Regions from separate parts of the Homo sapiens genome. Here region 2 is linked to region 1. A link is a loop called in an ENCODE intact Hi-C map of the cell type or tissue named here. Cell type or tissue: endothelial cell of umbilical vein. All regions are shown on one strand. Links, peaks and the distances in the headings refer to the core of each region. The heading gives the core; the rest is flanking DNA.

What was found. Hi-C counts contacts between places; a loop is a spot of excess contacts. Peaks named below come from ENCODE experiments on the same cell type or tissue, not always from the same donor. Only the 100,000 strongest peaks of a DNase experiment are listed, where the experiment ranks them.
Region 2: a loop joins it to region 1, with 8 times the contacts of the local background. A loop is called at or near these places in 1 of 110 quality-filtered maps.

The regions. Positions count from the first base shown.
Region 1 is chr11:82,790,139-82,795,522 of GRCh38, forward strand. It overlaps LINC02734 (long intergenic non-protein coding RNA 2734), which reads left to right. Exons shown (of 3, transcript NR_183631.1): 2 at 1,451-1,557. Among named protein-coding and RNA genes, the nearest start is that of LINC02734, 11 kb to the left of the region's middle. In endothelial cell of umbilical vein, for the core only: no CTCF peak of the experiment used is centred there; DNase peaks (open chromatin) are centred at 1,133, 3,273 and 4,593; H3K27ac peaks cover 2,276 bases.
Region 2 is chr11:82,887,370-82,892,753 of GRCh38, forward strand. The region is part of intron 1 of PRCP (prolylcarboxypeptidase); the gene reads right to left. Among named protein-coding and RNA genes, the nearest start is that of PRCP, 10 kb to the right of the region's middle. In endothelial cell of umbilical vein, for the core only: no CTCF peak of the experiment used is centred there; a DNase peak (open chromatin) is centred at 2,412; H3K27ac peaks cover 1,830 bases.

The DNA.
Region 1 (5,384 bases), core at 169-5,168:
GGCAGAGGCAAAAGGATCACTTGAGACCGGGAGTTCAAGACCAGCCTGGGCAACATCGCTAGACTCTGTGTCTGCAAATAATAAAATGCTAGCCAGGTGTAGTGGTGCAAGCCTGTAGTCCCATCTACTCAGGAGGCTGAGGCAAGAGGACATGAGACACTAGGCTGATCAAGAAAAGGCAGCTAGTTACGTTTCAGACACTGGAACACACAGGATGTGCCAGGGCTTCCTCACCTTCCTTCTTGTGTCACAGTTGGAGGGAAAAACATATGGTAAGCACCAACAATTATTTGTGCCTACTTATACAGTAAGTGGAGAGCAGGAAGCCTGAATCCACCCACCTCACTCTCTTCCCCAACCCTTTCTGTTGTAGCTAAAGATGGTGAACATCTGACAGCAGGCAGTTTTCACCTTGCCACAGAGGAAACCTTAGGAGTAAATGGTGCCCAGTAGGTCATTTCATAAAGCAGATGAGAGCAGAGCTCTTCTGATGGAAGTGAAGGTGTGAGGTCCAGAATGCCACCTGCTCAGCCCCCTCCTTGTCCCTTGCACTTGGTAGGCGTGGGGTTGCAAGCAGATGGGGAGAACTGGGAAAAGGATGAGGAGGTTATGGTTCATAAAGAGAAGCCACGATGCTGCAGAGCACTGGGGATTTTATATTCTTTAGGGTTTTATTATGCCAAAACAATGGCGGGAGAACACAGTTAGGAATGAATGATAACTGGCTTCCAGGATCCTCACTAACCATGGTGATTATCTCTCAGCCAAAGTCTACAGGCAGCAGACTGATAAGAGACACATCAGTTCTTCTGTTTACAATTCATTTAGAGCTTTTTGTTTTTTCATTTATGTGGAAGCCAGTTTATTCAGGCCTCCAAGATAGGTCTCTAGTCACCAGGGAAACATTTGTCCTTTATCCCTTAACTACCTCTTGACTCCTCAAAACCAGAGAGGAAAATATACCTAACCAGATGGTAAGACAGGTCTGAGTTCACGCAAGACCTTCTTTCAAAGGCTGTGGAGGCAGGAGCCTGTGTAACCGCATCAGCCTGTAGCCAGGCATCCTCCGGAGGCCCCTCTCCCACCACACCCCAGCTCTGGGCAGCTGCTTCCCAGCTGCAGTGCTTGCCAACCCTCAGACTGGAGGGAGGGAAATGAAACCATAGCCATTTATCACCTGTCAAAAATTCAGACTCCACTTGTCCTGAACATCACAGCCAGACACACTAAGATAAGCACCAGTCAGAGGACAAGAAGGGGAATGTGAGGGAGAGCCAAGGGGCCTGTAGCCCACTTGCAGAGAAGAAGATAGTAACATAACAGAACATTTTGCCAGTATCTTCCTGTCCTTGACCTAAATAGGGCAGCAGAGTCTGTGGATGTGCGTTTCTCTAGGAGTAAAATGATCTGGCTGAGGGTTTCTGTTCCACTCCTTCACTGTGCCTTTCAGAAACTTACCTGGGCCTCCTAAGACCTGGCTGCTTCTTCTGTGGAGAGAGAATAATAGGAACATCTGCTTCAAGATTTTCATAAAGGTCAACTAAGAAATGTGACAAGGTTTGTGAACTATAAAGCACTAAACATAAGTGAGTATTAAGAGCATCTAAAGGCTCTCTAGAGTCTGGTTTTGAGTGTATTCATCAAATTATCATCTGCCTGTTTTCTGTTTTGTCCTATGTATGACCTAGGACAAAGCAAAGGAATCAGTGACTGCCAATTGTCATGTTGCCTGGGACAATAGCCTAATTAGATCACCGAAGAAGACTGCAAGGTGGAGAGGAAATCACATAGGCCTGAAGGCAGATAAGCAATTACCAGCTACAGGGCCTTGGGCACATTACCTTATGTTTTTGTTTGTGCACTCTTATCGGTGATATCAGGCCAACGGCACATACCTTCTGAGTTGGGGTGATTGGTAAGCTGTCTAAACTTCCCAGTTGGTAGGTGGAGATAAGCATGATTATGCTTGTCCAGGTCACTAAGACAAAATATCTTGAAATTAGTACTCCTGTAACGAGGGTGCAATTTAACAAACTACTATTTCATATTTTCTTTAATTGCTCCAATTATCCTCAAAACTTACAGGAGAGAGAAGACAAATTTTTCAATTCATGGTATCTCTTTCTCTTCATGTTTAACAGTCTCTTTTGTGTATGTTGGTGTCTTTGGGGTCAATGCTCTTTTGACTTTCTCTCCCTTCCTCTGATCCACCTAGAAATGGCATTTGGGTCAGTGAGGAGGAGCTTACCTGGACTTGCCGCAGTTGAAGAGCAGGGTCCTCACATTTCTCCAGAAAGTTCCTTATATTGTACTCTCATTTGGCCTCTAGACTGGGACACGATGAGGTGTTGCTGATTCCATCATATCTTTTACGGTTATCATACTGTATCTACTGCTTTTGAAATTCTTAGTACTAGTCATTTGGCTGGGTTGCAAAACTCCTATGTGATCTTTATTTCCTTCTTTTTTTTTTTTTTTTTTGAGACAGCATCTTGCTCTGTCTCCCAGACTGGAGTGCAGTGGCGCAGTCTCAGCTCACTGCAGCCTCTGCCTCCCGGGTTCAAGTGGTACTCCTGCCTCAGCCACCCGAGTAGCTGGGATTATAGGCATGTGCCACCATGCCTGGCTAATGTTTGTATTTTTAGTAGAGACAGGGTTTTGCCATGTTGGCCAGGCTAGTCTTGAACTCCTAGCCTCAAGTGATCCACTTGCCTCTGCCTCCCAAAGTGCTGGGGTTACAGGTGTGTGCCACTGCACCTGGCCTCTATGTGATCTTTTCTTTATCTCAAGCCCAGCTCGGCTAGTCCACTAATCTCCTTGGCACATCTGAGCCCCATCACCAAACCAAGCAGAAACTTTCGAATTCCCTGTGCGTCCTGCACAGACCAGGGCAATCAGCAGTACTATCTTACACTATCTATCTAGACCACTTGTCAGCCACTGCTGCACTGTACAGCTTCTGCCTCAGCTTAGGCTCAGTGCTAACCAGAATGCACAACTTCTTCTAGAGGCTTGCTGCGTCCCTAAGCCCTGGACCCAGGCCAGTATTTCTAATGCCTTCAGTTGTCTTATGCCTCTCTGAAGACTTCCATGGTGCACACACATAAACACACACACACACACATCCCTCACACAAACACATATACACACACACCTCAAAGTTATACCCTAAAAAGAGGGGAAAATGAGGACGCTGGTGTTCGTCTGTCTTACCCTACCATGCTCTCTCTCCTCCTTCTAAGATTAACAATGCCAGAAGAGGTGGGATTTCTCTAGTTATTTCTCATGAGTCAGAGCCTTTTCCTATGTACCCTGAGCATTCCTTGTATTATGGTTTATAGTAATTTTTAAAATTATACTTTACTAATGTGTCATAAAATCAATTTAGCAGGCCAAGACCAGATTTTTAGAAATAAAATCTAAAACACAATAAAAAGTGTCAATCAGAGGGCATCTGAAATTTTTATTACAATTTTACATGAATGTGTGTATGTGTGTGTGTGTGTGTGTGTGTGTGTGTGTGTGTGTGTGTGTGTTGAGTGATAACAAAAAATATATTTGTTACCATAGATTGTAATCAAAAAGTCCAGGCCAGTGCAGTGACTCATGCCTGTAATCCCACCACTTTGGGAAGCCAAGGCAGGAGGATTGCTTGAGCCCAGGAGTTCCAGACCAGCCAGGGCAACATAGTGAGACCCTGTCTCCACAAAAAATAAAAATTAGCTGTGCGTGGTAGCACATGCCTGTAGTCCCAACTACTCGGGAGGCTGAGATAGGAGGATCTCTTGAGCCCAGGAGGTCAAGCCTGCAGGGAGCTGTGATTGCATCACTGCACTCCAGCCTGGGTGACAGAGCTAGATCCTGTCTCAAAACAAAACAAAAAAAAACAAAACAAAACAAAACAGAACAAAACAAAAACTAAAAATCACTAGCTACATTTAAATGAGCTTGTTGAAAAATTCAAAAATAAATAAATAGAAATTCAAGCAATGCTTTTGGTATGTAAAGATAGCTTAAGACTTAAAAAATCAATCCTGGCCGGGCAAAATGGTGCATCCCTGTCGCTACTTGGTAGGCTGAGGCAGGAAGACTGCTTGAATATGGGACTTTGAGACCAGCATTGGCAACAGAGCAATAACACCATCTCAAAAAAAAAATAAAAAAGGAAAAAAATCAATCTTTTCTGTCAAAAATGTCTGATCTCAAAACCGTTGTTTTACTAGAAATTCATGGAAGAATTCAGGGGTGAAGCTGAATTCTGAGTAATGGACATTTTGCTATGGTGGTATCTACTCTTGCAGTGACAGATGATGACATTGAGTCATTGAGTGAAGAGCTACAAAGCAGCAAGATTTATAATATATTAAAAATAATCTGAATAGTCCAAAAAGTATGATGCCCAATACACTTTTAGAAAGGTGTATAGTATACACCACTAGCAGACCTGGCCCAAAGAGCACACTAGGATTCAATGAGCTCTTACTCCCAGCGCTTTGCCAGACATCCCAGAATCAAGGATATCCTGACTGACTTACATCCTGCCACGAATGATCTATTAGTAATCCTGTGATTATCTTCAACCAAACTGAGTTATTCACCATTTTAAAGGCCAAATTTAGGAGTGAGCCTGCCAGGCTACTTTCCAACATCCTGGTTCATAAGGGGAGCCAAAGCAGGTCTGGAATAAATGTCAACAGATGGTTTTAAACAACTAACTGCAGCCCAGTTTCACCAGAAACATCCACCAATCGAGTCAGGAGAAAGCCTCAGAGCACCTTGTGCCATATAAGTAAGAAGAGTGCCTCAGAGTTTGGGTTGATCCAGAAAAGACCACCCCTCTTTTGAGTTCTGTGCCCCTGACAGGACCCTCACTCTCTCTCCTCCCTGTCCCTCCAGCACTCACAGCCTACACCCCTCCTGCCTGGAGACCATCAGGGTTACCTCATATGCCGTTTACATCTACTTAAGTCAGACACCAAAAAGAGTGTGGAGCTTCCTTGTCCTCTGGGCTCTTATCCCCATTTGGCTTGCTATATTCACTTTTCTGATGCCATCTACCTGGGGAGATGTCTGAGGAAACGCTTCCGCTATATCCCCCTGGAAATCAGAGCCAGTCATCAGCAAATCCCATACATCTTCAATCTTGTACTCTCCCTTGGCCTTCTTGGTCTAACAGACATCTGACTCTCCCAGGAGGACATTGCTTCTCCAGAAACCCTCTCAAGTGGTTGCTGTTTTATCTCCAAACTCCTTGTACCACACAGATCCCTGGTGGGGGTAAAAGTTTTCCTTGCCCATCTTGATGCTTGTTGACCACTTCACCCCTCTGCCTTAACACTCTGCTTTTAATCACATCACCAGGCTATACAATCCCCTATTCCCAC
Region 2 (5,384 bases), core at 314-5,313, 97 kb after region 1:
ACAAAGGAAGAGTTCAACAAATATTTTTAAATGAATGTATGACTGTGCTGTTTTACTGTGTAACTGTTAGGTATTATATCAACTATCATAGAGTGATACTTCATTGTTATCTGTTGGAGCTCAGAAAACAATACCCCAAAGTATTGATACTATGTCAACTATCATAGAGTGATACTTACTGTTATCAAAGTATTGTTCCTTGGGAGTACTTTGAACTGAAGAACACTGGAAGAGTCTCAGAAGCAAAGTCTCTTTCCCTCTTCTGTCTTTCTCTCTCCTACTCCTCTTTCTCCCCCAAGGCAGGTCATAGAAACTAGGACCCTTCTTCCTGAAAGCCAGCCATGAAGCCTAAAAATACTAAATCTAACCTTCCCCTTCCTTTCTGTATAGGAGCTGGTTACAAAGAAATTATCTGACCTACCTTGTCCCATAGTTGATCTTAAGACCGTCATTCCAAAAGGGGTCTGACACTACATCCAGGAGGAAAGAATGCCACACAGAGACCAAGAAGAATCAGAACAGATAGACCTTGCTGAGTTTCCCCATTCAGACTATTACCACTAGGATCTTTCCCTTTTTGTTCCATCACTTTTCTACAGGACTGTCCATTCTTCATCAAACGTAAGCCTAAAAATGAAGAGTTTCCCCTGAGTTTTTTGGGTCTTCATTTCTGAAGACTCCCATATCACATAAAACTGTGCTTAAATACACTTGTTATGCTTTTCTCTTGTTAAACTGTATTTTATTATAGGGGCATTGACCATGACCCTTATGATGGGTGAGAAAAAGTATCGCACCTTTCTGCCCATACATACCGTACAACCAAATTGCAGGGCTGCTCAGAGAAAGCTTCTAAGAAAATCTGCCTTTAACAAATCTGTTTCTCCTAACCTGTGTGGTCAATCTGCACCATATGAGCAGCAGGAAAGACAGCATCATGGGCTTGACAGAGACACAGCTGCTGCTTCTCTCCAGCCGCAGCACCACAGGGCAACCTGAACTAACATGTATGCCATAGAAAGTAAGGATTTACAAATATACACAGTTAACTGGCTTCCACTTGCAAATGAAAAACCGAAATCATAAAAAGTTTACTTTAACACTCCAATAATAAATACAGGTGGTACACAATTACCACAGAAGTAGCCTGTAAGGAGACATTCCTCTTGTGTTCATTCTCCATCCCAGCCCTCGCCCATACACAAAACAAAGAAAAAACAAGAAATGCAGCATTCCCTCCCTTAATCCTTTCTCTGTAGATATGTTGGGAGAAGGAAAAGCACAAACTTCTAGCCACAGCTTCCAGACCCCAAAATAAGAAAATTAAAACAGGTAGGTCTGTCTTTATCTGACATTCTATCATGCTCTCCAAAGGATGTGAGACAGCTAGGATCCAAGTTTCCTTAACCTTCCCCTCCTCCATATACACACACCTTCCTTACCTCAGTGTGTAGAAAAATGGGAGAGAAGGAGGGGGAAAGATAGAGATTCATCAGATTTGTGAAAATAATACTCTAGGAAAAACAATGTCACATGTGCTATGGAGGAGTATGGATGTTTACAAGACAGGATTCCTGCTTTAAATGTAGAATAAGAGAGGAGTATAAAAGATTATATATAACACAAGGCTAGAATAAGACATGTGCCATAAAAGTACAAAAAAAGATTTGACCAATCACACACTGTCCAGGAGATTTAAAAATGGGCTGGGTGCAGTGGCTCCCACCTGTAATCCCAACACTTTGTGAGGTACAGGTGGAAGGAAAGATCACTTGAGGCCAGAAGTTCAAGACCAGCCTGGGCAACATAGCAAGACCCCATTTCTTTTTTTTAAAAAAAATATCCAGGCATGGTGGCACAAGCCTTTAGTCTCAGCTACTCAAGAGCCTGAGGCAGGAGGTTCACCTGAGCCCGGGAGTTTGAGGCCAAGTCTGCAGTGGGCTATGATCACAACACTGCACTCCAGCCTGGGTGACAGAGCAAGACTCTGTCTCAAAAAAAAAACCAACAAAATAAAAAAGAGGAAGAAGAAGAAGGAGAAGGAGGAGGGATGGAGGAAGGAGGGGGAGGAAGAGAAAGAAAGAAGAGGAAGAGGAAGCGAGAAGAAGGAGAAGGATGACAGCTCCTGGAGGAGGCAGAGGCAGAAGCAGCAGAGGAAGCTGCAGAAGCAGCAGCAGAAGACGCAGCAGCAGGAGCAGCAGAAGCAGAAGAAAAAAAACAGCTCCTGGAGGAGGCAGTGTTAGAGGTAGGGGTTAAAAAATGGAATGGGATTGATAAAAGAGGTAAGGCCCATGGGAGAGAGAGATTCCAGGCAAAGGGAACAATGTGGATTAACACATAGACAGGAAAGGAATGGGCATATGTGGTGAATAGATAAGCAAAATGGAAAGGCAGTTAGGGCCATAGATTGAAAGGCCTTAAATGCTACAGGATTTTGTTCTTAATAAAGCAAACAATAAAGAGTCGCAGTTTCTGAAAAGAACAGTGATTCAACTGGAGGAGAGGTGATTTATGTGACAACCCATGGGAGCTGTACCGGAGGGGGAAACTGCAGGAAGCTAGGAAGACCAACTGGTTTACTCTTCTAGTAGTCAGGGGAGGCGGTAATAGGGGCTGCAAAAAGGGGCTGTAATCACTCCCTTGCATGCAATTCTCACTACCCAGGCCTCTCTCACCTTTTTGTTCTCACTTGGCAAAAGTGCAATTCACCAACTCCACAGCCATACCCAAGAAACTGAATGTAGCTAGAGAAACATACAGCCACATCAAATGGCCTTACTAACTTACATAACAGTTACATCAAATGGCCTTACAAAGTTAGAAAAGCTGCCCTGCAATCAAACCATATGCCCCTAGTGCATTTACTTTCCTTCTCTGCTAGAGGAGCATTTCTGTTCTCTCCCTTTCTCACTCTCAGCTGATGACCTTCCATCTTATTTTGCTGGGAAAAGGGAAGCGTTCTGAGAAACAGCACACAAGTTCTCACTACCATACCACCTTCTTACCTTCATCTGTGCCTATATGATGTGCCTAACCCAGTTTGACTATGGTCAAACTGTTCATGCTCTTGTTTTTTCATTAGATCCCATTTCCTCTTGCCTAAGATATCCCACTACCAATTCTATTTCTTTCTTGTTCCGTCACTTTCTCACTCTCTCGGCTCATTTCCCTTAGCATACATTCGATTATTTCTCCCATCTTAAAAATGGGAACCCTCTCCCCCTCCATCTACCACACCATATTTCTGCTCCCCTTCACAGCAAAATTCCCCAAAAGATTACCACACTCGTGGTCTCAATTCAGCTTCTCCCATTCTCTCTTGCATCCACTCCAATGAGGCTTTCGCCTCCACTCACCCTCTGAGGAAATTGCTGTCAAGGTCACCATAACCTCCACATTGCTAAATCAAGTGGCCAATTCCCAGTCATTTATTTAGGCACTACTGGTTACCTTCTTACGGAAATGCTTTTTTCATTAAGTAATCAGGGTATCACACCCTCCTGGTTTTCCTCCTCCAACTGTTCCTTCTCAGTCTCCTTAACTGGTTCCCCATTTCCCTGACTTCTAAATATGCAGTGTTGAGAAGATCATCTTTAAAAGAAAAGATCATCTTCACTAACTCCTTTGTTGCTCTCTTCCAATCTCATGGTTTTACATACCATCTGTATACTAACAGCTTCAAATTTGTATTACTTGCCCCACCTTTCTTCTAAATTCTTGACACAATACCATTTCTGAAACCAAGTTCCTCTTCTCCTTCCTTCCCCAAACCTACTCCTTCTGCAGCTTTCCCCTTCTTGGTAAATGACAACTCCTACCTTCTAACTGCTCAGGCCAAAAACCTTGGAGTCATCTTCAATTCTTTATCTCACAACCTACATCTAATTCATCAACTATACCTCTCAGCTACACCTTCAAAAATATCCAGAATCTGAGCACTTCTCAGCCTCCACCACTACCACACTAATCCAAGCCACCATCGTCTCTAATCTGAAATTTTGCAACAACCTGGTCTTTCTGTTTACCCCCTTTCCCCTACATAGTCTATTCTCAACACAATAGCCAAAGTGTTTCTTAAGATTTATTAATCAGAGTCATTCTTCTACCCCTAAAGCTCCAAAGGCTTCTCATCTCATTCTGATTTACGGCCAAATTCCTTACAATGGCCCAGATGTCCCCGCATTATCTGGCTCCCTGAACCTCCTTTCTGTCCTCCTCTAGTACTCTCTCCCTGGGGCATGTCCCTCCAGACATACCATCCTCCCTACAGTTCCTCCCACTGAGCACACACCTACCTCAGGGTTTTTGCACTTGACCTTCCCTGCCTAGACATTCCCTGTGCCTAGAATGTTTTTCCCCATGCCTAGAATGCTCTTTCCCCAGTGCCTCGAATATAGTAGGCACCTAATAAAAAATTAGGTAAATGAATTTAGACAGACATTGAACATTCATTTTCCATTTTGCTTTTTTCATTTATTATTAACGCATAAACATTTTATCACATTGTCAGAATACTTTAAGACCATAATTTTTTGGGCTAACAATATTCCATTTTATAGACATACCACAAGTTATTTACAATTTGGGACTGAAAAACCAGGATATTTACAAATGGGATATTTTGGATGTTTCTTCCTTTGATATTTGTGAACTTCACTTCACTTTTAGAAGTGAATCTACTAGTGAGAATATGTACCTCACAGGATTGTTGTAAAGCTGAATATGAACTAATAAGTGGACACAGAGACATCAGTTTTGTTACTACTGCTTAGATTACAGAGACATCATGATGTCAATGAAAGATCATAGATCTTGAAAGAAACAGATAAAAAACATGACTCACAATATTGTCCTTTAATAGCTTAAGACACTTAACCTCTATGAGTTTCAATTAAACCATCTATTTCAAAAAGCGATTATATTAATAATAATTAAAAAGAGATGTAAAAGAGTTTAGCATAATATTGAGCTCAGAGTAGATAATCAATAAATGTTCATTCATTCACTTCTCATAAACAATACCTAGGGTTTTTAAAATTGTGAACCAGAAAGAAAAAAATATTTTTATAAATTATCCCATTACATACATATTGTTAAATAGATAATAAAAATTTTCAGTACAGAATTATTCTTTTTAATTAACAATTACTCAACACTTACCAAAGCACACTTAAGATTACAAAAATCTATATATCAATTTTGTTTCTTTTATTATAATAAAGCTAGGCAAAACAATTATTTTTAATTACTGAATGATGGTATCAATAAATAAGTTCCTTTTTATCATGTGCTTTAATGTACACACACAACAGGTCAGTAAACTATTATAATGATGACAAGTTAAGCAAGAAAACATTTTAAAAATTCGCCTCACTTCAGGGCTA